Linked DNA regions of Homo sapiens: regions 2, 3 and 4 are each linked to region 1. The links are chromatin contacts, found by Hi-C or POLR2A ChIA-PET in ENCODE. All regions are on one chromosome and are shown on one strand. Each heading gives the region's core, a stretch centred on a gene start or an enhancer-like site at or near the end of the contact. The rest is flanking DNA. Distances are from core to core; before and after follow the strand shown. Region 1 holds the start of TWSG1-DT (TWSG1 divergent transcript). Region 2 has its middle 190 kb from the start of NDUFV2. Region 3 holds the start of RAB31 (RAB31, member RAS oncogene family). Region 4 has its middle 28 kb from the start of LINC02856.

The links. A loop is a pair of places that touch in the nucleus more often than their neighbours do. ChIA-PET counts read pairs that join two places held with the same protein, here RNA polymerase II (POLR2A). Pooled maps may share reads with other maps.
Region 2: a pooled map shows a loop between it and region 1 (4-fold over the local background). The contact joins the enhancer-like site here to the promoter of TWSG1-DT in region 1. A Hi-C loop is called at or near these places in 2 of 37 single-sample maps with no recorded cell type and 2 of 50 pooled maps. POLR2A ChIA-PET finds 5 or more read pairs at or near these places in 1 of 52 experiments (activated B cell).
Region 3: a loop to region 1 is called in a map of gastrocnemius medialis, with 3 times the contacts of the local background. The contact joins the promoter of RAB31 here to the promoter of TWSG1-DT in region 1. A Hi-C loop is called at or near these places in 1 of 168 maps with a recorded cell type or tissue (gastrocnemius medialis), 7 of 37 single-sample maps with no recorded cell type and 8 of 50 pooled maps. POLR2A ChIA-PET finds 5 or more read pairs at or near these places in 2 of 52 experiments (BJ and activated CD4-positive, alpha-beta T cell).
Region 4: a map of PC-9 shows a loop between it and region 1 (5-fold over the local background). The contact joins the enhancer-like site here to the promoter of TWSG1-DT in region 1. A Hi-C loop is called at or near these places in 1 of 168 maps with a recorded cell type or tissue (PC-9), 11 of 37 single-sample maps with no recorded cell type and 8 of 50 pooled maps. POLR2A ChIA-PET finds 5 or more read pairs at or near these places in 1 of 52 experiments (A673).

Annotation. Positions count from the first base shown.
Region 1 is chr18:9,332,373-9,338,222 of GRCh38, reverse strand. TWSG1-DT (TWSG1 divergent transcript) reads left to right here and starts at 3,754. Exons shown (of 3, transcript NR_183523.1): 1 at 3,754-4,086. It overlaps TWSG1 (twisted gastrulation BMP signaling modulator 1), which reads right to left and starts at 3,450. Exons shown (of 5, transcript NM_020648.6): 1 at 3,303-3,450; 2 at 871-1,030. The coding sequence starts at 993. RefSeq lists enhancers at 2,850-2,899, 2,662-3,162 and a silencer at 2,960-3,749.
Region 2 is chr18:8,910,229-8,916,078 of GRCh38, reverse strand. No RefSeq gene overlaps it. Among named protein-coding and RNA genes, the nearest start is that of NDUFV2, 190 kb to the left of the region's middle. Within about 2 kb of position 3,663, at least 6 of the 41 ENCODE cell types and tissues checked have a DNase peak (open chromatin) inside an H3K27ac peak, as active enhancers do.
Region 3 is chr18:9,705,445-9,711,294 of GRCh38, reverse strand. It overlaps RAB31 (RAB31, member RAS oncogene family), which reads right to left and starts at 2,994. Exons shown (of 7, transcript NM_006868.4): 1 at 2,851-2,994. The coding sequence starts at 2,889. LOC124904244 (a long non-coding RNA gene) reads left to right here and starts at 3,323. Exons shown (of 2, transcript XR_007066281.1): 1 at 3,323-5,850. LOC105371981 (a long non-coding RNA gene) reads right to left here and starts at 2,623. Exons shown (of 2, transcript XR_935131.2): 1 at 1,302-2,623. RefSeq lists silencers at 2,400-2,629, 2,730-3,299.
Region 4 is chr18:9,671,088-9,676,937 of GRCh38, reverse strand. No RefSeq gene overlaps it. Among named protein-coding and RNA genes, the nearest start is that of LINC02856, 28 kb to the right of the region's middle. RefSeq lists an enhancer at 3,488-3,537. Within about 2 kb of position 3,562, at least 16 of the 41 ENCODE cell types and tissues checked have a DNase peak (open chromatin) inside an H3K27ac peak, as active enhancers do; they include PC-9, where a contact is called at or near this core.

The DNA.
Region 1 (5,850 bases), core at 2,505-5,004:
ACAAAATGCTTCTGATGTATAAAAACAATTGTCACTCTAGCACATATACACAATTACTCTCAAGTGAGGGTTACAGTCATGTTAGCTGACTCATACTTTACATAGAATGCTAATGTGTGTGGCTACTGAATTTCTGAGTGCACAGCCTGCAACTAGAAAGGAAGCTAATCAGGAGTTCAATACGAGCCTGTTAACTTAGCCACATTACTTCCTCTTACTTTTCTCCCCAGAAAAATGAGAGTGGTGGCTACATTAAGAGGCCTGCCTTGATGATTGGAAGAGATATAACTTCGAAGTATCTTGAAAGCAGATTGTCCAATCCCAGCCAACAACTTGCCTGCAACATTGTGGGAGACCCTAAGCCACAGCCACCTGGCTAAACTGCTCCCAGATTCCAGGCCCTCAGAAACTGCATGAAATAATACATGTTTATTGCACTAAGTTGCTATGTTTTGGGGTAATTTGTTACATAGCAATGGACAACTAATACATCATACTTAGGGTAACAATTTATCTATTATTTGACCAGCTAATTTTTTTTCTAAATACATTCATTGAACCTCTTTGCTATGTTAATTAGATTACACAGATTAAATCATCTGAATAGAGTGCTCATCACCTTGTAATGACATGTTTATACAACAGGATATTATACTCAGTATTGAACTTCTTGAATCTAACCTTGCCTATATATATTGATTGCTATGAGGGTAAAAATCCAGACCTGTGTGTCATGATTCAGTACCTCAGGCCCTGACCCAATACTCAGGTCTTACTCTATATGATATATGCACTCTATATCTGTATATAAACATAATGTTTCTGCTCTACAATATATTTTGATATTAATAAAAGTACTCTTAGTCCTACCTGAATGAGGCATTTGCTCACATCACTAGCACAGAGTGCTTTGTTACAGCTCAGTGATTCTGGAAGCCATGTCAGGAACATCAGGATGGCTAGAGTAAGCACAGCAACATAGTGTAACTTCATGTTTCTTCAAAGAAGATGATCAGTAACTCCCAGGAAACTAAACAAACAAACACAACTTTAATTCAAAGGCAAGTGCTAGGGTAAAAACAAATATAAAAATGAGAAACAAAACATAAACTAAGACTCATTGTTTGTGTCAATATACTTTTTCTTTCTTTTTTAGAGTCTTGCTCTGTTGCCCAGGCTGAAGTACAGTGGTGTGATCATAGCTCACTGCAGCCTTCAATTCCTGGGTTCAAGTGATCCTCCCACCTCAGCCTCCCAGTTATCTGGGACTACAGACAATACCACCATGCCTGGCCTTCAAAAAACTTTTGAGTGATCATTTAAAGATCATTCTCAATGAAAGATTATATAAACATTCAAAAATAAACAATAATTTTGTATAATAATGGCTTCATAGCCATCTTCAAGGACCTAGAACTCTACAGTTCCTCAGACTATCCAGAAATGGTGACTGTGAAAGTAGAGTGAGTATATCTAAACCCTCAGTAACTTGAGAGTATATCAGGCAAATAACTAGCTTCAATACTGCACTGCTACTATTCAACTTTAATTTTAGGTCCATTATTCAACTGTAAGCCCATATAAAACTATTAATATTGTATTATAATTTTAAGATATTTAATTTTAATTCTTAGAATCAAAACAAAATTTTAAATGGAAATTATTCAGGCTTATTTAGACAGAATAAAGCAGCTCAAAGCAAGAAGTAGAGTCCACAGAGTCACTTCTTAAATAATTGAGCAAATAACAAAAGGCTGTTTAATTACTAATTGCATTAAAAACTCTAGGTAATTATTAGAATGTGACGATATTCTTTTTTTTTTTTTTCTTTTAGACGTTGTCTCGCTCTGTCGCCCAGGCTGGAGTGCAGTGGCGCAATCTCGGCTCACTGCAACCTCCGCCTCCCGGGTTCATGCGATTCTCCTGTCTCAGCCTCCCGAGTAGCTGGGATCACAGGAGCCTATCACCACGCCCCGCTAATTTTTGTATTTTTAGTAGAGACGGGGTTTCACCATATTGGCCAGGCTGGTCTCGATCTCCTGACCTCAGGTGATCCACCCGCCTCGGCCTCCCAAAGTGTGGGATTACAGGGGTGAGCTACCGCGCCCGGCCAAGATATTCTTTTAATTCTATTAGTACCACACATTCTTCAAAGTTATTAAGAAGATACTACAGTTCAAAAAGAAGAAGGAAAAAAGACTAGCACAAACACAGTCTGACAGGGGCCAAACAGTATACAGTTATTAAACTTTAAATACGGGAAGATATCATTTCTTCAGGTTAAAACACCTCCCTATCAAACATAATAAATTAAAATAAATGACTACTGACGTAAGAGGGATAAATAGTGAGTTTATGGGGGCATTTATGATTACTCTAAACTTTTATTCTAAGTGTTACAAAGTACATTAAAGGAAAAATAATAAAAGGGTGAAAAGAATAAAGGGCTTTGGACCTGGTATGAGTCAATTTTGAAAGAGAAAACCCTGGTGATCGTTACTGAGGCTCACAAAGCATTCCCTAAAGACCGTTAGTAACTAATTTTCTAATGTATCTAACGCCGCATACCAAGTAGGATGATTTCTGGAGCAACCAGTACATATTTGCGGAGGCCAAATAAGGTTATTTGGAGACTAACTGTCGTGGAACTAGTTTTCATCCTACAACCATGAAAACTGGGATTTCCCCCCTTTCCCATCTTTTACGGTTGTCTTATGAAATGTTCCACAAATTCATCTTACTCCCCAAATTTCACTGGAAAAAGTATTCAAGTAACTACGACCATGTCGAAATCAGGTAATAGAATTAAAGGACTTATCTTTTCCTAAGGAGTTAGAAACCATCATGCATCAAAATTGTTTCGCATACATCACGCCCAAGTTTCTCGTTAAGGGAGATGGCACTGACAGCGACCAGGGCAGAGCCGAGCCTCTGTAGAGCGGTGCCAGGGCCCCGAAGGCGCCGGACGCCCCGCGAGGCAGAGGCCGGTAGCGGTGTGGGGGACCGGGCACCCGGAACCACCCCCACCCCGGCTCGGCCGACGCGGGCTGCGGAGGACGCGGGCCGGCCCAGAGATGGTCTGGACCAAAGCGGCGCAGAGATGCTGCTGGCTCCCGGCGTCCGGCCTGTGCGCCCGCGCCCAGCACCCCCACTTTGTCCTCCGCGCAGCCGGGCCCAGGCTTCTCCCGGCCCCCGCGAAGCTCGCCGCGGCCCCGGGCCTCTAGAGGGCCGAGCTCGGCGCCCGGCCCCTTCCCAACCAAGAGGCCAAGAGGCTGCACAACCCCCCAGCCGCTCCCACTCACCATGCGCCACGGTCCCGCGAAGTCGCCCACCCCTAGATCCCCGCCGGGTCGGCCGAGCCCGGGGCGCGCTGCGGCGGCTTTGAGTGCGAGGCCAGGCCGCGCCTCCCGCCGTCCCCTCAGCGCAGCGCCCGCGAGCCTCGGGCACCTTAAAGAGACAGGCCCGCCCGCCGCCCTCCTCCCGGCTCCTTGCTCCCCGCCCCTGCTCCCCTCTTCCCCTCCGCCCCCGCTGGGGTCCACAGCCGCCAGCTCCCGCCAGGAGGCGTCTCTCACTCCCCCGGCGCTCCTGTCAGCGCGCACGCCCCCATCTCGGCCCCGCCCACTCCCCCCGCCCCTCCCAACGCCACGCCCCCTCCGCGCCACCCGGTTTCGCCCCTCCCTCGTGCCACGCCTCCACCGCAGGCTCCCGCCCGCCCGCCGGCCCGCAGGCCACGCCCCCAGGCGCACCCACCCCAGCTGCTCAACGCGATTTCCCTTCGCGCTTCTCCGCACCGGGATCCCCAGTCCCTCAGGTTCCGACAGACCCTCCTGTCAGGCCCATTCTCCGGGCCCCCTCAGTTGCAGTGTTAAGATCAACAGTGTTAAGATTAAAGCCTTGTGATGTGCTAGCCACTACGCTGAGGATATGCCGTGTACTAAAATTCCTCAGGACTCCTCACAGCTGCCCTGTAAGGAAGCGGCCATGGCCGGGTTCTAGCGATGCGAGGCCGAGGCTCGGGGCGCTGAGTAGCCTAGCGCGTCGCCGAGGAGAGCTGGCACGTGAACCCCTTGTCGTTTGCCGTCAGAGGTAGGATTTATATAAAATGCGCGTTTCCTAGGTCTACCTCAGACCTACTGAATAAGGATCTCCAAGGGTAGAGCTTTCGAACTTCGTTCACCAATTCGATAAAACTTGCCAGGCTCCTTGTGAGTGGCTGGCGCTGAGCTCTGCATCGGAGCTCTGCATCGGGAGTCGAGAAGAGGGGGCGCCATGGATCCGGGCGCGGAGGTCGCGCAGCCTAGGTAGAAGGTGCGCGGTTAGCACGTAGGTTAAAAACATTGAGAATGACACTCAGTTCTTTCCCACAACTCTGGGTTGCTTTTTTTTTTTTTTCTTTTGAGACAAGGTCTCACTCTCACCAGGCTGGAGGGCAGTGACAACATCAGGCTCGCTGCAGCCTCCACCTCCTAGGCTCAAGCAATCCTCCCGCCTCAGCCTCCCGAGTAGCTGGGGCTACGGGCGCGCACCACCACGCCTGGCTAATATTTTATTTTTTTGTAGATATGGAGGTCTTGCTATGTTGCCCAAGCTGGTTTCAAATTTCGGGGCTCAAGCGATCCTCCCACCGCGGTCTCCTAAATCGTTGGGATGACAGGTGTGAACCATAGTGCCCGGCCGGAATTTGCTTTTTAAAGAAGATTCCAGGGTGATTAAGTTAGAGCCCGCTAGACCAGACCGTCCGCGGGGCACCTTCCCTTGGAAATGATGACCTAGTGTCAAACCCTTATGCTGGTAAATCGTAAATGCCTACCACCCACCTTTGTTGATTGGAAGGAAACAGAATGAAAACAGCTGATTGGCTGGGGGTGGATTGCATTACTGATGTTAGCCCACTTTTGTACAATAAATATGGGTTTTAAAAATCATCCTTGAAAATTATCCTAGAGAAATAATTAAGGGTATACCCAAATTTAAGTATAAGAATCTTATTCTTGGCATTATATACTAGTTAAGTGAATTAGGAAACTTCCGATCAATGCACTAATTCAGCCATTAAAAAGTGATACCGCAGATCAGAGGTTCTCAAACTTTTTCGTCTCGGAATCCCTTTACACTCCTGAAAATTATGGAGCATGCCAAAGAGGTTTTGTGTATGTGTGCTACATCTGTTAATACTTTCAAAATTAAAACAATTTTTTACATATTCATTATTTCATTTAAAAATAACAAACCCATTATATGATAACAAATATTTAATGAAAAATAAGTATATATTTTAAAACAGTAGGAAGAACAGCGTGGTTTTAGATTTTTGCTATTGCCTTTAACATCAAACTTAATAGCCACTGTTTTTATATCTGCTTCTGTATTCAAACTGTTGCAGTATCATGTATTATGTAGTTTCTGCTTGTGAGAGAATGAGGGTGAAAAGTCAAATAATGCCTTAGAATTAAAATTAAAATAATTTTGAGCTCACAACCTCCTGAAAATGTCTTGGGATCCCTCCCTAGCAGCCCCAGATCACACTATGACAATTAGTGTTGCAGATGAATATTGCGACTAGAGATATTCATGATACATAAAAAATTTTAAAGTACTGCATAGTTTTTGAATAATTAATTTTGTTGTTGTTTGTTTGTTTTTGAGACAGAGTCTTGTACTTTCACCTGGGCGGGAGTGCAACGCTGCCATCTCGGCTCACTACAACCTCCGCCTCCCGAGTTCATGAGATTCTTCTGCCTCAGCCTCCCGAGTAGCTGAGATTACAGGCGCACACCACCACGCCCGGCTAATTTTTTGTATTTTTAGTAGAGATGGGGTTTCACTATGTTGGCCAGGCTGGTCTTGAAC
Region 2 (5,850 bases), core at 2,414-4,913, 420 kb after region 1:
TTCTTGCATAAATTCTTTTTTTATAACATTTTTCTCTTTCGTGACTGTCACAGACAATTCTTTGACATGTCTCAACTTTCTGACTTATTACAAACATTTCTTTCTTTAAACAACCAGTTAATTTATTTCAGGACAAGAATTTACCATATAAAACTCTTTTTACATAAATTCTTCCCCAGCCTTTTTTTCCCTTTTTTTTTCGAAGATGATAACCATTCTTTTCCAAAGTGAACTTCTTTTATGCCTGTGGACTTGACTGTCTAAGGCCACAAGATTAGAAGTTACTATAGTACATGTTACACTGTTAACTTTTAGCAAACTTTACTTTTGTTGAACACCTTGTAAGTTTGGGATTTTAATTATCCTTTGCTATTAGTATGACCTTGTTTTGTCCAAATTAACTTAGAATTGGTACAGATGGCATTTTTTTTTTTTTCTTTCAATTACCTGGGAGGAAACATCAATCGTCCTGTCCTGAAGGGAGTTCCTCCTAGGTCTGGTCAGACTTTTGTATGGTAATTATGATTTGGATCCCCTATTAGGAAAGCTGCTGGGTTAAGGGAATTTTCAGTGGTTAATGTTAAGTCATCCTTTTTTTTTTTTTTTTTTTTTCCTTTGGATACTTCTGAACTGGTGAGGTGTGCTCACAATGAAAGTTCCTCTAAAAGTTATTTTTTTACTTTTTTCTGTTAGCAAAGCAGTTGCCGCTACAGACTGAATGCATTTGGGCCATCCGCGGGTTACTGGGTTAAGGATTTTTGATAGGAAGGCCTCAGTGCTTTCAGGATATGCCCTTGTTTACACTGACAACAAAGTGGTATTGGGGTGTTATAGGGTTATGGAGAATACCTTCTGCTATCAATTATAAGTTTTAAATTTACCTTGGCTTTTAAAGGAATAGGGTACACTGTTTTTTTTTCTTAAATACTTGTATATCTCTCTCTTTCTTTCTCTCTTTGATTTTCTGTCTCTTTCTCTCTTTGACTTTCCTTTTGCCTCTGTCCTTTTCTCTCTCTCTGCCTCTCTCTTTCTCTCTCTCTTTCCTTGACTCTCTCTCTGTCTCTCTGTCTCTTCCTCTTTCCCTCTCTGCTGGTCTTTCCTTGCCTCTGCCAGCTGCTTATCCTGCTGTTCTCTCAACCACTTTGGTGGGGGGGCTAAAACCAGCTGTAATGAAATGTCTATGTATGGGAACTGGTCTGGGTGCCCTGGCTTACAGGTTACCTTGTGCCACACCCTTGAAACAAGGGACCTGTCCAGGCTTCCTTCTGATGGCCAACCCACCTCTAATGCACATGCCAGTCTATCTTACACAAAGTTTTAAGTTTTCCTGGTGTCATAGTACTCCATAGTCTCCCTTAAATCCTTTCTTGAAATTTTTCAACATAGTTCATAGTGGGATGGGCTGACTTTGTGTCTGACCTATGCTTCTTTGAGACAAAACAACACACTCACACCACACACACACCACAAAACAAAGAACGGGTGAAAAGGGCACACACACTTTTACAGTTTACACCAAACCAGAATCAAAACCAAAATCGGAGTATCAAGAAATCCAAGCCAGGTCAAAACCAAAACCAAAGTATCAAGTAATCCAAGTCAAGTCAAAAACAAAAACCAAAGTGCTGGTACAGGCACGCCGTAGGTGATCAGGTCACCTTTCCACCCAAATGGAGTGGGCAAGTTCCAAAGACTAGTCTTACCAAGTTTTAGATGTCTGGACTCCAAGTGCCAGTTCCTTCCCGGTGTTCAGCCACTGCGTTGATCCTCCATGGGGGCCTGCCACGTGCTCCTCTGGCAAGGTGTTCCACTGGGGCAATTGCCTACCCAGGAGCGCTCTCAGGATCCATGTTGCTCAAGCTGGCCAGAGTCCCCCTCAGGGATGCTCCACAGGGCAGGCCTAAGCTGCCTAAGGGGCTGCCTTGACCATCTGTTAATCACCTCGCTTCCTGGTCAGGGAACCAAGAAATGTAGCAGGAGAAGCCACAGACAAAATCCCTCAGACACCGAGTTAAAGAAGGAAGGGCTTTATTCAGCTGGGAGCTTCGGCAAGACTCACGTTTCCAACAACCGAGCTCCCTGAGTGAGAAATTCCTGTCCCTTTTAAGGGCTCACAACTCTAAGGGGGTCCGTGTGGGAGGGTCATGATTGATTGAGCAAGCATGGGGTACGTGACTGGGGGCTGCATGCACCAATAATTAGAACAGAACAGAACAGGATAGGGATTTTCACAGTGCTTTTCTATACAATGTCTGTAATCTATAGATAACATAACCGATTAGGTCAGGGGTCTATCTTTAACTACCAGGCCCAGGGTGTGGCGCCGGGCTATCTGCTTGTGGATTTCATTTCTGCCTTTTAGTCTTTACTTCTTCTTTCTTTGGAGGCAGAAATTGGGGATAAGACAATATGAGGGGTGGTCTCCTCCCTTATTCTGAGTAGCTGGGATTACAGGCATGCACCACCATGCCCAGCTAATTTTTGCATTTCTAGTAGAGACAGGGTTTCACTTAAAATTTTTAGTGTATAAATAGGAAGGCTGAGTGTGGTGGCTGATGCCTATAATCCTAGCATTTGGGGAGACCAAGGCTGGAGGATCTCTTGAAACCAAGAGTTCGAGACTACCCTAGGCAAAATAGCTGGAACTCATCTCAATAAAAAAATTTAGCTGGATGTAGTGGCTCACACCTGTAGTCCCAGCTACTAGGGAGGCTAAGGAAGGAAGATCACTTGAGCCCAGGAGTTCAAGGCTGCAATGAGCTACGATTGTGGCACTGCATTCTAGTCTGGGAAACAGAACGAGACCTTAACTCTTAAAAAATAAAAAAAAAGAATGGGGAAAGTTGAACTTCTAAAAATAACCCCATATGGATATACTTGTCAGATCTGCTAAGTATTTCTACTCATAAGGGCGTAACTATCCTTTTTCTCACTCATACATATATTTAAACACTAAATTAGTCAATGCTACTAGGCCTGCCTTTTATTTCCCAGAATAGTGTTTGTTTGGAGAAAATCTAGAGGTATCTGACTTTTACAATAAAATGCAAAAACAAAGCATTCTTAAGCCACTCAGTGTTTTAAAAAAGAATGAAACAACCAAACACAACTGTGGTCTTTGGCTAACTTTCTAGAGAGAAGAAAACAAGCCATCTGCCGGTAACAGGCGGCTCTGGGGATGGCTGATCACAGGGCCGAATGAAATATTCGTAGTAATTAGTGGCAGCACCAAAATAGAAACTTCAGCAGTGCTTTTCCTGTTGTTATGGTGACAGCCCCCCAACAGCCCACCTCCCCGCAAAGACCCTGGCTTGGTGCATTCTGTGGCCTTCCATCTGGTGCCCTCCCATTGAATGCAGAGAAACTAAACTGACTGCTCATTTGTCCCCTCGAGGTTGTGTGTGTGTGCCGGGCTGCCAGGAGGAGGAGGGCGTGGACTGGAAGATTCCACAGGGCTGGGCCAAGGCTGTCCCCTGTGCTCAGCCAGAGCGACAGGAGAGCAGCTGATAGCCCAGGCTGCCAGACAGGTGCTGTCAAGGGGCCGAAAACTCACTGATGTCAGGAGACGGCACCCGGGTAATGATGAATGAGGCCTGGCCTGTGACAAACAGGCTCTTAACCTGCCGGTGTGGCAGGAGGAAGTGCTCCCTAGGGCTTCAAGTTACCTGAACAGCCCACACATTTGTCCCCTCTTGTTGAGCAATTTCCGTAGGTCCTTCAGAAGTTGTTAGGTGTCAACATTCTTGTTGCTCTGCTAAAAATCTAAGAATTTGGCCAAAAAGTCTGGTTTGCTCCTGCTCAAAGATTGAAGAAATAGAAATTGGGCTGCTTATTTTCCTTAGTCTTATTCATTTTGGAGCTCAATGTTTAAAACATTGATTTGAGCATCAATATTACATGCTGTTGTCAATGCCGTCTCTCTGGAGTCCCCAGGGACTGCAAATTGAGGAAACTGTTTAGGACGTAGCTTCTCTGTCAAGGCACCAGGAAGTATGGAGGTGGCACAAAAAAGTGCTTTGGAAAAAACGTGAGCTGCACTTAGGAAAAGGGTTTGATTTGCCATGGCATAAGTCTAAGTTTTTGGATATTTTATTCCCTTAATAAATCTTTCTTATATTTTGCTACCCTGTGGTCTGGAGTATTTGTGTAATGGATAGAGTTGATATAATTTGTCTGCTGCCCAGTGAGGCGATCTCATGACATTTCTGGGTAAAGGCTGCTGACAGGAAACACACATTTTCTTCTTTTTTTTTTTTTCTAGAGACAAGGTCTCATCCTGTCACCTAGCCTGGAGTGCAGTCATACAATCACAGCCTACTGCAGCCTCAAACTGAAGGGCCTAAGTGATCCTCCTACCTCCGCCTCCTAAGTAGCTGGGATTTCAGGTGTACACCATCACACCTGGCTAATGCTTTATTTTAATTAATTTTTGTAGAGCTGGGGTCTGGCTATGTTGCCCAGGCTGGTCTCAAACTCCTGGCCTCAAACAATCCTCCCACCTTGGCCTCCAAAACTGCTGGGATTACAAGCATGAGCCATTGTGCCTGGCCTTAGGAATATAGGCTTTCAAGTCACACCAGTCCCTATTTATATAAACCACAGCCTCAGGGTTTGCAAAGTAGGTGGCTGTCAGTTTTTCTTTCCCAGAGCCTACCTGGGGGTTGATAATCTGCACATAGGCTGGACACAGTCCTGTGAAACAGAATCATTTTGGGTAGCAATTTACTGGATTATAGACTGTTAGAGCTGGATGCTCTCAGGGGTTATCAAGTCACATTTGTCAGAAAAGCAAATGGGTCAGTGAACTGCTGCTTACAGGCAGAGCAGGGCTTGGGGTCCTAGCACCTCCCTCCATCCCAAAGCCCTCTATAGTCTAATTTAATTAGAGATGTTTGCACATGTGTAGTGTATGTGTGGAGGGGTGGAGGGTAGGTGTGTCGGGTGGACTAAAAAGAAAATAGATGTGGCAAATTCTGGTCTAGTAGGAAAGATGAGACACAGGAATATGTCCCAGCTGGAGAGTATTCTAAGGCTGATGAGAAGCACATGTGGTGTCATGTGGCCCTCTCCTTGGTGGGTCCCCTGTATCATGCTGAAGAAAAATAGTAACAGCCATAGGTTCTTAGTTGGAACAGACTTCAATTACAAAAGACAGAGTAACAAGAAAAAAAACCCAAAAGTTTATTCACATGTTTGTTTCAGATACACTTGGAGTCACTCAGAAATTGAGTAGTTCTCAAAGAAGTGGCTTTGATTTCAGCTTATATAGCATCCTCAACAAAGAACACTAAATTCGTTTAAAAGTGAAAGCAAGTTTGTTAGAGAAGTAAAGAAACAGAAGAATGCCTCCTCAATAGAACAGCAGTATGAACTGCCTGACTGAATATACTTATGGTTTTTGTTTTTATTATATGCTAAATAAGGGGTGGGCAATTCATGGGTTTTCCAGGAAAGGAGTAGGGAATTCCCAGAGCTGAGCGTTCCTCCCCCTTTTAGACTATATAGGGCAACTTCTGAACATTGCCATGGCATCTGTAAACTATCATGGTGCTTTTAGCATGCTAATGTGTTATAGGTAGTGTATAATGAGCAGTGAGGATGACCAGAGGTCACTTTTGTCACCCTCTTCATTTTGGTGCAATTTGGCCTGCTTCTTTTCTGCATTCTGTTTTGTCAGCAGAATCTGTATGACCTGTATCTTGTGATACCAGTCCTGCCAACCTCCTATCTCATCCTGTGACTAAGAATGCTTAACCTCCTATGAATACGGTGCAACGAGTCTTAGCTTTATTTTAACCAGCTTCTACTCAAGATGGAGTTCCTCTGGTTTGAACACCTCTAACATACTTC
Region 3 (5,850 bases), core at 1,745-4,244, 370 kb before region 1:
AAGGATCCACTGAGCCCAGGAGTTGGAGGGTGCAGTGAGCTATGATGGCACCACTGCACTCCAGCCTGGATGACAGAATGTGACCTTGTCTCAAAACAAAAAAGAGGAGAGAGAGAGAGAGAGAAGAGAGTAAACCGAAGACAGTCAAATGGTTTTGATCTCCCTCAATGTTATCCCACCCAGAGAATCAGCCTAATTGGATGAGCAGCTAGAAACACAGCCTGCTGCACACATCTCACCCAGGAAAGAGCCAGCCAAACGAGGGGATGTGGCAAATCTTACTCAGTGTGGACAACAAGGTCATTTGGTCTTTCAAATAAAATGTCCTCTGATTTCAATAAAACTGAAACTTACAGCCACCCTCAAAAAAAAAAAAAGGAAGCCACAAATGTGGTGTGATATGACTGATGTTTCTTTTCTTTTGTTTTCTTTTCTTTGAGATAGAGTCTCACTCTGTCGCCCGGACTGGAGTGCAGTGGCGTGATTTCGGCTCACTGCAACCTCCACCTCCCAGGCTCAAGCGATTCTCCTGCCTCAGCCTCCCGAGTAGCTGGGATTACAAGCATGCGCCGCTACCGCCCAGCTAACTTTTTTTTGTATTTTTAATAGAGACGGGGTTTGACCATGTTGGCCAGGCTGGTCTTGAACTCCTGACCTCAAATGATCCCCCCGCCTCAGCCTCCCAAAGTGCTGGGATGACAGGTGTGAGCCAACGCGACCGGCCACGATTGATGTTTCAAAGCCTCCGTCTGCCCAGAAACCTCTTCTTTCTCTGCTTTGGCATGGTTCTTCCAACTCCAAGTTCAAATTCCTACACACAGAACTGGCAAAGGTAAGGCACTGTCTGCAGGAAGCCACTCAAAGAGTGTGTATCTTTCTTGGAGATAAAAGAAGTAAAGAGATTTCCTCCAGCTTCCTCCTCTCCCAGGTTTGCTAATTGGCACCCTGAACTCATAGATTAGCAGGAAATGGTAACATGTATCTTAAGAGATCATCTGGTGTAGTCCTCTGCCTAAAGGGGGAACATGTTATTATGCCCATTTCATAGATGAGGCCACTGAGTTGCTTTGCTAAAACGACACAGCTCTTTGGTGGGAAAGAACGAGAGCCTAGGTTTCCTGCCTCTTGACACAGGGTTCTTGCCACCTGATCAGTGTCCTGGTAGGAGGACATAGAGACCTGTCCCTAAACACCGAAACTGAAAATAAGGGGTCCTGTGACACGGCAGGGCTTGGACCACCTCAGTAAAAGTCAAGAGAAAAGAGTTGCAGAAAAAAAGGCAAAAATATGTCCTATTTCACCTTTCCCAAGGCCAGTCCTGACAAACACGGCACATCAAGGCTGCCTCTTCATTCCTTGGAACACGACATTCCTTCTAAGTCTCTGAAGGCCTTTCCTGAGGCTGAAATGGCCCCTCAAGAGGGAAGCATGGGATTCCTGGAATTTATGTCTGGAAATATTAGAGGGCCTGGGGAACAGGAAAACCCACTCCTGCCACACAAAAAGGTCAACAGAGAAAGACCAGACTAGATCCTGGCTGTGGCTGAGCAAGTCGGGGGAGGTGGGGATCTGTGCGGATCTGTGCCAGGGGCTAGCAGGGAGGGCAGGGCCTTCCCAGATCCTCTGGAATTCTAAGCCAACCGGACAATCGAGTTAGCGTAAGGGATGGTTTTGGAAGAGGCCGGTGATGGGAGCCGATGATGGGAGCCTGCCGGAGGTTCCACAAGAGCCTAGAGGAAGCCTAGAGACGCTGGCACAATTCAGTCCTCACCGAAATCATTTCCTCTTTCTACAGTTCTTGTACCCCCATCTTGACAGATCAGTTCGCACAAGAATGCGACCCTTTCGCTGCCCTTTTTTAGGAAATGGTTTTCATGAGACCAGCTTTGCCAATGACACGGGCGGGTACACCAGATGCTAATGGCTGCTGAAAACGCCCTTAGAACCGGCTCTTCTTTTAGAAGAAGGAATTCTGGAATGCGGAGTGGGCCCCCGAAAGGAAGCGACCCTACGTTTATCTGAATTCCCAGGGGCGGTTCGCCAGCGGCTCCCTGCGTCCTCGCCGGGTCCCCTGTCTGCAGTCCCCGGGCCGCACGGATTGACTGCTTTTTTGTTTCTGGCTGCTTTAAGGCTTCTTCGGGCGGAGAAAACCCCACTTTAGGGGAGTGATGGTGGGGAGGACTTTCCCAGGCAGCTTCTTTCACCCGCAGCAGGGAAGTTTGCAGGGCGCGCTCCGCACAGGTCACTGCCTCACCTTCCACCCCGGCCGCGCCCTCGGCTTTCACCCCCTTGGCTGGGTTCGCTTTTGGTTTTATTTTTCTGTTTTACGTGAGTAAATCAATTGCCCCCAGGAGGCAAAAGAGCACTCAGCGACTTGGCTGAGCAACTTAAACTTTCTGCCGGAAGGAAACTATCAAAAGCGGAGGAGAAAGCCCTCGGGGCCCCAGACTCGCCGCCACTGCCCCGTCCCCGCTGGGGGTCCCCGCGAGGTCGCCGCGGATCCGGGGACTCGCGGGCCGGGAGGAAAGAGCGGAGTAAGCCCGGGGCAGGCTCGGACCCGGACCCCGGCAGGGTGAGAGCGGGGGCGGACCAGAGGGGCGCACGGACGGCGGGGAGGCGGAGAACAGGCGGGGTGCGGAGAGCGAGGGGCGCGGAGAGCGAGGGGCGCACGGACTAGGGGAGCCAGGGGGACCCGGGGAACCAGGGGGCGCGCGGACGAGGGGGACGGGGGCTACGAGAGGGGTGCGGAGAGCGAGGGGATCACGGGGACTGAGCGCGCAGGGAATAGGGGAGCGAAGGGGCGCGAGAGCGCGGGCCGGGGTCCGCCGGCGGGTGGCGGCCAGGACTCACCCCGAGAAGGCACACTTTGAGCTCCCGTATCGCCATCATGTGCTCGCAGCCAGGCAGTGCCGGGGCTCAGCAGCATCCTCCGGGGCCGCCGCGCCCGCGCCCCGCCGGCGTCTCTCGCCTCTGCCCCTCGCTCGCGCCGCCCGCGGGCGGAACCGCCGCCGCTGCTATTTCTGGGCCGCCGGCCCCGCCGCGGTGGGTCACGTGGCCGCCGGCCGGCTCCTCCCGGGCGCGTCGGGTCCAGCCTCGCCGGCCCCCAGCTCCCAGGAACGCCCCCGGACGGCGTCAGCCACCCGGGACCTGCGGCGTCGCCGGCGGATTGCCTCCGCCCTCGGACCAGCCCCGCGCGGGTCGGCCTCCCCCAGCGCCCTCCGGCATCCGCCCCTCCCGGCCCCGCCTGGCCGCAGGGCCCGGGTGGGTAGGAAGGACTGGACCGGCCCTGTGGAGACCTGGCCCCACTACCAGCGGGTCCCTGAAGATGCCATTCTCATCTGGAAAGCGAATGCTCTCGGCCGAGGCCGTTTGCGTGGCAGCGCGTGGAGGTCTGCGGGGGTCCCATCCTCAAGCGACATTCTGGGTCCCACGCAGAAAAAGTCAGGCCACTGAAGGGGCCGCTGTGAGGACAGGGGTGAGGAGAAGGGGGCTAACTTTTCGGCCTGCCTTTCTCGACGTTCCTAATACCCGAGCTTCCGTTTAACATATGTGTGGCTCTTCAGCTCAGCCAAGTTCATTTTTCTGTATGCAGCTGAAAATGATTCTAGAAGCAAAACTCGCTGTCCGTGTCTGAAACGGGAAACTTGCTTTCTGGAGCAAAAGTCTTTTTCTCAGTAGAGCAAATCCTGCAACTCGTGTGGGCAGAAACCCAGTCCTCAGAGGTACAGGTAGAAACGTGGAGATCCCAGCAGACCCCTGCATCGTTCCTAACTGGGAAATGAGCAGAGTCTGTGGCCGCACACAGTCGGGGAGGCTTGGGTAACTGTGTTCTCTTCTCCATGTATGGCCTAGAGCACCTCATCCACTCGGATGACTTCATTCGTTGCTGCTACAGAAATGTCAGCCTTTTCAATGTAATCTATCTGAACAATTCACTGGCATTTCAGATGGGAAATGTTTTTTTAAAAACTGATTTTTTGAAACTTCATCTCCTATCCCAAACTCTCAGGCCTCTCTCTTAACCTTCCAATTTTAATCAATGGCATTTCCATTCTCCTAGCAGACCACCCACCGTGATCATCTGGCTTTGTTCTTACGGAAGCCAGGTTGAAGCTACCCAGTACCCAAGTAGCCCCATCCAATGGGAAATTCCAAATCAAGGCCTCCAAAGAGATAAGTCCTGGAATACAGGAGTCAAAATGGGCCCCGAAACAGACAATTCACAATTAAATTCCCCAGAAGAGCAGGAAGTTTGCCCTCGAGGTGCAGGCTTGTAGAGATTACTCAAATGGACTAAACTGTACAAAAGGCAGCCATGGACAAGTTACAGGTCCATTGTATCAGTATCCGTCCTTGACTCTGTATCCAAAGCAGAGTCTTCTATGTGGGCAGGGTAAAAAGAGGCTTCCCCAGAATCAAACAGTCCTGATCACAATATCTCCCTGCCCTCAGATTTGCTAATCAGAAAACCACCCCTACACAGTTGCAAAGACACCTCCCCCAAGGCCTTCGCCAGCCCTGAGGGCACCTCCACAGTGAAACATGTCCTTTTGGCTTTCCAGCTTGATTCCCAAAAGCCAGTCAAACCAGGGTGGAAGCCTCCACTGTGTTCTACATCCCGTGCAGTGAGTGGAGCTTTGTGAAGTTGCCTTAGATTGCTAAGGGCAGAACTGTGCCCAGACAGAAATAGGCAAACCGAATTTCTCTTGTGTTCCCTTACTCTTTTTCATGACTGCTCTCATTCTGCTCTCTTCTCCACTAGCCCGGGTGTCTGGGACGCTTGCGTCGTTTCTAGGCTCTCCCAAAAGAGTCTCGTATCCAGCCCTTCCCTCCCTGAGAATCGCCCCAGTCTATTTGTCCTTCTCCCCTCCCCTAGTTCTGTTAAAAATGACCTCATTTGTGTCTCATTCTGATCAGGTCTTGGGCTCTTCTTTACAAAGTGGCAATCCTAGTCTGTCAACTGACTCGTGTTCATGGGTTTATACCCTCTTCCCAGCCAGGTCACCCCTGAGCTTAAACATGGCCTCATGAAAACCAGGTCCCCATGATCACCCTAAGGTAACCTACAAAGCTCTAGCCCTGGAAGGCAGGAAGATGACTGCTGGGAGACATATTTTAAGAGTGACACGTCAGAGGCAGCTCTCGACTTTTTAAAAAAGTGCCATGTTCTCTATTGTTACACTCTATGATTACTGTACTAAGGGCCCATCCTGACTTCTCTGGAATTTTCTGCAAATATGTAGTTCTGGTGTAACTTCAGCAGGGGTAAAAATTCAATGGTACATAACTGACAATTTATCAAATTAAGAAATAGAACATGCAAGTTTTTCTTATAAGAATTTTGTAACGTAAATGGTCATTGTGCTAATTCAGACCTCAACTTCTCTGCTGCTATAAAGTCTCCAACAGAAAAAGCCAGTAATGGTCATAAAACTGATCATGTTTTTTGATTCAGGAAATCCTTTTTTGAACAATAACATACAAAGACGAAAAGTAAACAAAGCTGCCTGTTTGAATATAAACACATATGCAGACAAAAAAAACAAATAAATGGGTTAGAGAAACAACAACAAAAAAATTACATCCATGGAGGTAAAGGGAGGATTGTTGCGTTAATTGTAACTCAAACCTCTTAACACTTGAGGAATGATTAAGCAAGCTAGGGTGTCGTTACTGGGTATATTTGATGGTGTACAATAGTATATGTTACTTAGATATTAAATGAAATGTGTATACTATGTAGATTTATAGAGACGTTTATAGTAAATAAGGTTCTGTGAAAATAATATGACTCAAAATGTTAAATAGGATAAGCAATATAAATGTGTCACAACGCCCTGGAGTGCAGGC
Region 4 (5,850 bases), core at 2,313-4,812, 340 kb before region 1:
GTAACAGAGCTTAAAGACATATGAAATGAAAACTGATATAATTGCAGGGAGGGCCGGGCACAGTGGCTCAGGCCTATAATCCCAGCACTTTGGAAGGCCGAGGCAGGTGGATCACTTGAGGTCAGGAGTTCAAGACTAGCCTAGCCAACATGGTGAAACCCTGTCTCTACTAAAAATACAAAAATTAGCCAGGCAGTAGTGGTGCGCACCTGTAATCCCAGCTACTCAGGAGGCTGAGGCAGGAGAATCTCTTGAGCCTGGGAGGTGGAGGTTGCAGTAAGCCAAGATTGCACTACTGCACTGCAGTCTGGGCGACAGAGGGAGACCCTGTCTCAAAAAATATTTTAAAAATTGCAGGGAGAAATTCACAAATCTACAATTATAGTTAGAGATTTCTACAACCCTCTCTCCATAATTGGGAGAACAAGTAAACAGAAAGTAAGTGTATAGAAGACTTGAAAAACACAATCAACCAACTTGACATATTTAACCCATCACAGTCCACTTTCAAGTAGTAATATATCATGGCCACTCTTGTTAAAAACTCTTGGCAAACTAGGAATAGAAGGAAATGTCCTCAACCTGATAAAGGGCATCTTCAAAAACCGACAACTAACATCATACTTAATAGAAAGACTAAATTCTTTCCCCCTAAGAAACAACTGGATATCCATATGGAAAAAAAAGAATTTTGTTCCATACCTGACACCATAATCAAAACATTACTCAAAGTGAATCAGATGTAAATGCAAAACCTAAAAGTATTAAACTTCTAGAAAAACAATAGAAGAAAATCTATCTGATCTTGGGTTAATCAAAGGATTTTGAGATATAACACCAAAAGCGTGACCTATTAAAAAAAACTGATAAATTAGACTTTATTAACATTTAAAGTTTCTGCTCTTCAAAAGACAGCGTTAAGTGAATGAAAAGCCAAGCTACAGACTCAGAGAAAATATTTGCAAGTCATATCTGACAAATAGCTTGTATGTAGAATATATAAAAACCTTCAAAACTCAGGAAAAAACATTTAAAAATGGACAAAAGATCTGAACAAAGATTCACTAAAGAAGATATCAATAGCAAACAAATATTCAATAGAAAAGATATTCAACATCACTACACATTAAAGTAATGCAAATTAAAACCCCAGTAAGGTTCCACTACCCACCTATTAGAATGACTAAAGTTAAGACTGATCATTCTGACTTGGCACGGTGGCTCACGCCTGTAATCCCAGCACTTTGGGAGGCTGAGATGGATCACCTGAGGTCGGGAGTTCGAGACCAACCTGACCAACATGGAGAAACCCCATTTCTACTAAAAATACAAAATTAGCTGGGCGTGGTAGCACATGCCTGTAATCCCGGCTACTCGGGAGGCTGAAGCAGGAGAATTGCTTGATCCTGGGAGGCGGAGGTTGCAGTGAGCTGAGATTGCACCATCACACGCCAGCCTGAGCAACAAGAGCGGAAACTCCGTCTCAAAAACAAAACAAAACAAAAAAAAAACGACAGATCATTCCAAGTACTGGTGAAGATATAGAGCAACTGGAATCCTCATACACTGCTGGTGGGAATGTAAAATGTTACAAACCTTTTGGAAAAGAGTTTGGCATTTTCTTAAAATCTTAAACATTCACCTGCCATATGAGACAGACACTACACTCCTAGGTATTTATCAAGAGAAACAAACGCACATGCTCAGAGCACTCTATTTCTAATTGCCCCGAATGGGAAACAACCCAAATTCAACAGGTGAATGGATAAACAAATTGCGCTACGTCTGCCAAATCCACTGCCCACTCCTCACTGTGCTCCAAATACAAGCAACCAACATTGGTCATTGTCTCAACATAAGCAGAGGCACAGGCATTGTCCATTCACTGCACATTCTTTTGGAGTCTCATCTATGTGGAAAAAGAGGATATTCAAACGACATCGGGGTGAGCCACACTGGGTAACCAGTTTAAGGAGCAGAAGATGGTAGTCAAAAGCTATTTCAAGTCCTCCTTAGCCAGTACTATTTCCTATCATATCTGGATAGGTTTTTTTTATCTCTTTTTAGCATCTAACATTCTCATTTTTAGGGGGACTTCATTTTTCCCCATGTATTTTCAATAGACCGTGGCCCCATCTATTATTTTTGAAGAGGAAAACTCCTGGTGCCAAAAAGTCCACCGATCCTTGGTTCAGACAAGGACTTCCAATTGCTTAATGTCAGATGAATACTGAAAGGTCACCAGAGGATACACCACGGTAAAAACTCTATGAACTCGATACTGAAATTTTCTTGTTAAGCTCATGCTGGAAGGCGGGAGAGTAGAAAATAAGTTGTAAAATGGCCCAGGGCTTAATTTATTTAAAGCTTTGGTTAAAAACGTTTGCTGCTTTGAATTGTTTTAAGAGAAACCACAAAGATGTTCAGTAGTGGAAGAAAAGAATTCCAGAGAGGGCTTTAACTACCCTGTTACCTTCATAGCACCTCCCAGCGGTAATCCACAAAAATGATATTTTTTGTATGGAAAGTTGACCTTTTTCTCAATATTATGCAAATTGAATAAAAATCTGTGCTGTTTTAGATGCTATGCAAGTTAACATGATATCCAAGTAAAAACTCTAAGTTTGCTATGAAATACATCTCTGATTACAGCCAGATTGCTACCTCTGAACATTTTTTAGGCAGAAAAAAATGTAGCCAGCTCATTGGTTTTCTGAGATAAATACCTAAATTTTTGCAACCCAAGACTGTTCTATTTTCTTTACCATCTGGTTCTAGGAACACAGGGACACCATGACTATTGAAGTGTTGAAGATTCCAGATGAAACGTTTTTTAAAATGTAAGCCTACACTGCAGGGCATGGTGTTGTGCCTGGAGTCCCGGCTACGTGGGAGGCTGAGGTGGGAGGATCCCTTGAGCCCAGAAATTCTAGTGCAACCTGAGCAACACAGTGAAACCTCATTTTTAATAAAATATTTTTTAAGCCTACACTTCCTAAATTTTGTATAGTGACTGCACTAAGCACATTATATATTTTCTTCTTTAGTACTCACACTAATAGTATTCAATAACGCTATTGCTTCCTGTTTTTGACAGATGAGAAATATGGGGCATGATGGGAATGGCAAGTGTTGGGAATAAGGGTGTGTAACCACCCTCTTCTCCCAGATGCCTGTGTCCTTGAGCAATCTGCTCTTTGCAAAGAGGTTGGACCAGCCTCTGGGTGATTTCTAACCTCTAACATTAGAGGGCAGTGACTCTAAGCTAAAACGCCCTTGTGGGATCCACCGTGCTGGTATCAAGCCATGAAGAGGAAGCATGTGTGCTACAGAAACTCATAGGTGAAAGCAGCATCTTTTACTGCCTTATACACTTGTAGAGTGGGAAGTTTTCGTTCTGGTTGACACCATGCACAACACATAAGAGAAATGGTTAGACTGTTTGAGGAAGTGCACACTAAAATGCCTGACCCCTGCACAGAGGTGAGTGGATGCCATCTGGCCGAGAGGTTCCTGTTATTAGTATCTAATCAGGTTTCCCTGGTAGCTAGAGAACTGCATGACTTGTTGACTGGAAGGCCTCTTACCTCACAAGGGTGTGGTTTCAGAGGTTTCTGAAGAACAAGTGTGGGAGAACTAACCATGACTAAGGCATCTCAGGTCAATGCAGGTGAATGATTAACCCCAGCTCTCTTTTTTTTTTTTTTTTTTTTTGAGACAGAGTCTCACTCTGTCACCAGGCTGAAGTGCAGCGGCGCCATCTCGGCTCACTGCAAACTTCGCCTCCCGGGTTCAAGCGATTCTCCTGCCTCAGCCTCCCGAGTAGCTGGAACTACAGGTGTGTGCCACCACACCTGGCTGATTTTTGTATTTTTAGTAGAGACCAGGTTTCACCATGTTGGCCAGAATGGTCTCCATCTCTTGACCTCATGATCCCCATGCCTCAGCCTCCCAAAGTGCTGGGATTACGGGATTACAGGCGTGAGCCACTGTGCCCAGCCGACCCCAGTTCTAAGAACTCTTGTTCCATTATGGGTAGGGAGATCATAACTAGGGAAACCATCCAGGTGGTGAGGATGCGAGCCAGAGAAAAGCCAGAGCCTGCCAATTCAGCTTTGGAATGTTCCAGAAAAGCATTCCTGAGACTCTGATAGCATTTATATGCTGGAATGATTTCTATTTCCCTATATAAAGGATATTTTTATTTTCTTACTGGCTAGTACCAAATTCAGAACATGGAGGCTTTAAAAATTATTCAGTGAATAAATGAAAAATAAAACCTTCATTTACATTGAAAACAGGTATTTCTTATATACAATGATTTTTTTCTTCTAATTTATTTTTTCCTAAAAGGAACAAAGGGAAAAAATTATAAAGTCAAGAGCAAAAAATGGATAAATTAGAAAACATAAAACAACACATTTGGTAGACAAATCCAAGAGCTGGTTCGCTGAAGAAAATAGACAATTTGTGTACAAATGTTACCAAGAAAACAAGAGGAGAGTCAACATACATTTGTTGTTAAACAGTAAGTTAATAAGTGAGATTTTGGTGAAAAAAACATTTACTGTGTGTGGAATAGATAATTTTCTAAGAAAATATAAGTGATCAAAACTGATGTTACCAATAAAACTATCAACAGGATTTTTAAAAGTAAACTGATGAATTCTAAATTTCATAGGAAGGACAAACAAACAATAAAGGTCAGACAAAATCTTAAAAAAATGGTATAAGAGGAGAGTGGCCCTATCAGATATTTTAATATATTTTAAAGCTACAGTGATTAAAATTGTGTGGTACTGACACTTGAATACGAAAATCAGCCAAGCATGGTGGCATGCACCTGTAGTCCCAGCTACTTGGGAGGCTAAGGAGGGAGTATCACTTGAGTCCAGGAGTTCAAGGCTGCAGCGAACCATGACTGTGCTACCACACTCCAACCTGGGCAACAGAGTGAGATGCTGCCTTTAAAAAAAAAAAATGAATAAAAAGAAGATCATCTGGAACATCATGTCCAGACTAGACCAAAAGAAATATAGAAATTTAGTATAAGACATAAGCAACATTTCAGATCAGGGAGGAAAGATGTTTTATCTAAATATATTGTGTTGGAGACAAAAAGAATCACAAGGAAATCTTAAATTATGTTGATATTAGTAGTAATGTTAGTATTGATATTTTAAAATTATTTCATACACACAGAAAGATATACACATTGTATGTATGATGTATATACGTAAATACTAGCCAGGATGCAATCAGAGAAGCAGAATCGCTAGAAATAATAGAGCATGAAGGATTCCTAAAGGGATTTGACATTACACAGTTGTGGGAGCTGGCTAGACAGCCTCCGTTTGGCTCTTTACGCCTGACACTGAGCCTGAAGTCATAAGGCCGTGGTCAGGAAGGAAAAATGCATGTGAAATGGGGCCGAGCAGAAATTCCCTTGCCTCACCCCACTGCTACCTCTCCTGTCTTCACACCTGGCCCAGAACTTGGAGAAGCTGCAGGAAGAGATCACATGGGGCCTGGAGGATTCTGCCTCCGGACTCTGTCTGCACAACAGAGGAGCCGGCAGGCCTGCACATGCCATGAGTTCCAACAGGGCCTAGCCTAGCCCAACATTCAGAGGGTGAGCACTGCTACTTCTTGACTGCTGCCTTTCAAATCTCACAAATTTCCCTGTGTCCAACTCTAACCAAACGTCTACCAGGAAGGGAATTCTGGAAAATGTAGTTCTGTTTAACCAAATTGACACATTATTAAGCCACCATTATATACATTCATGTGTGCTCACACACACACATGGACACGTAATCTATTTATCTTTATCTCTACATATGAAATAAT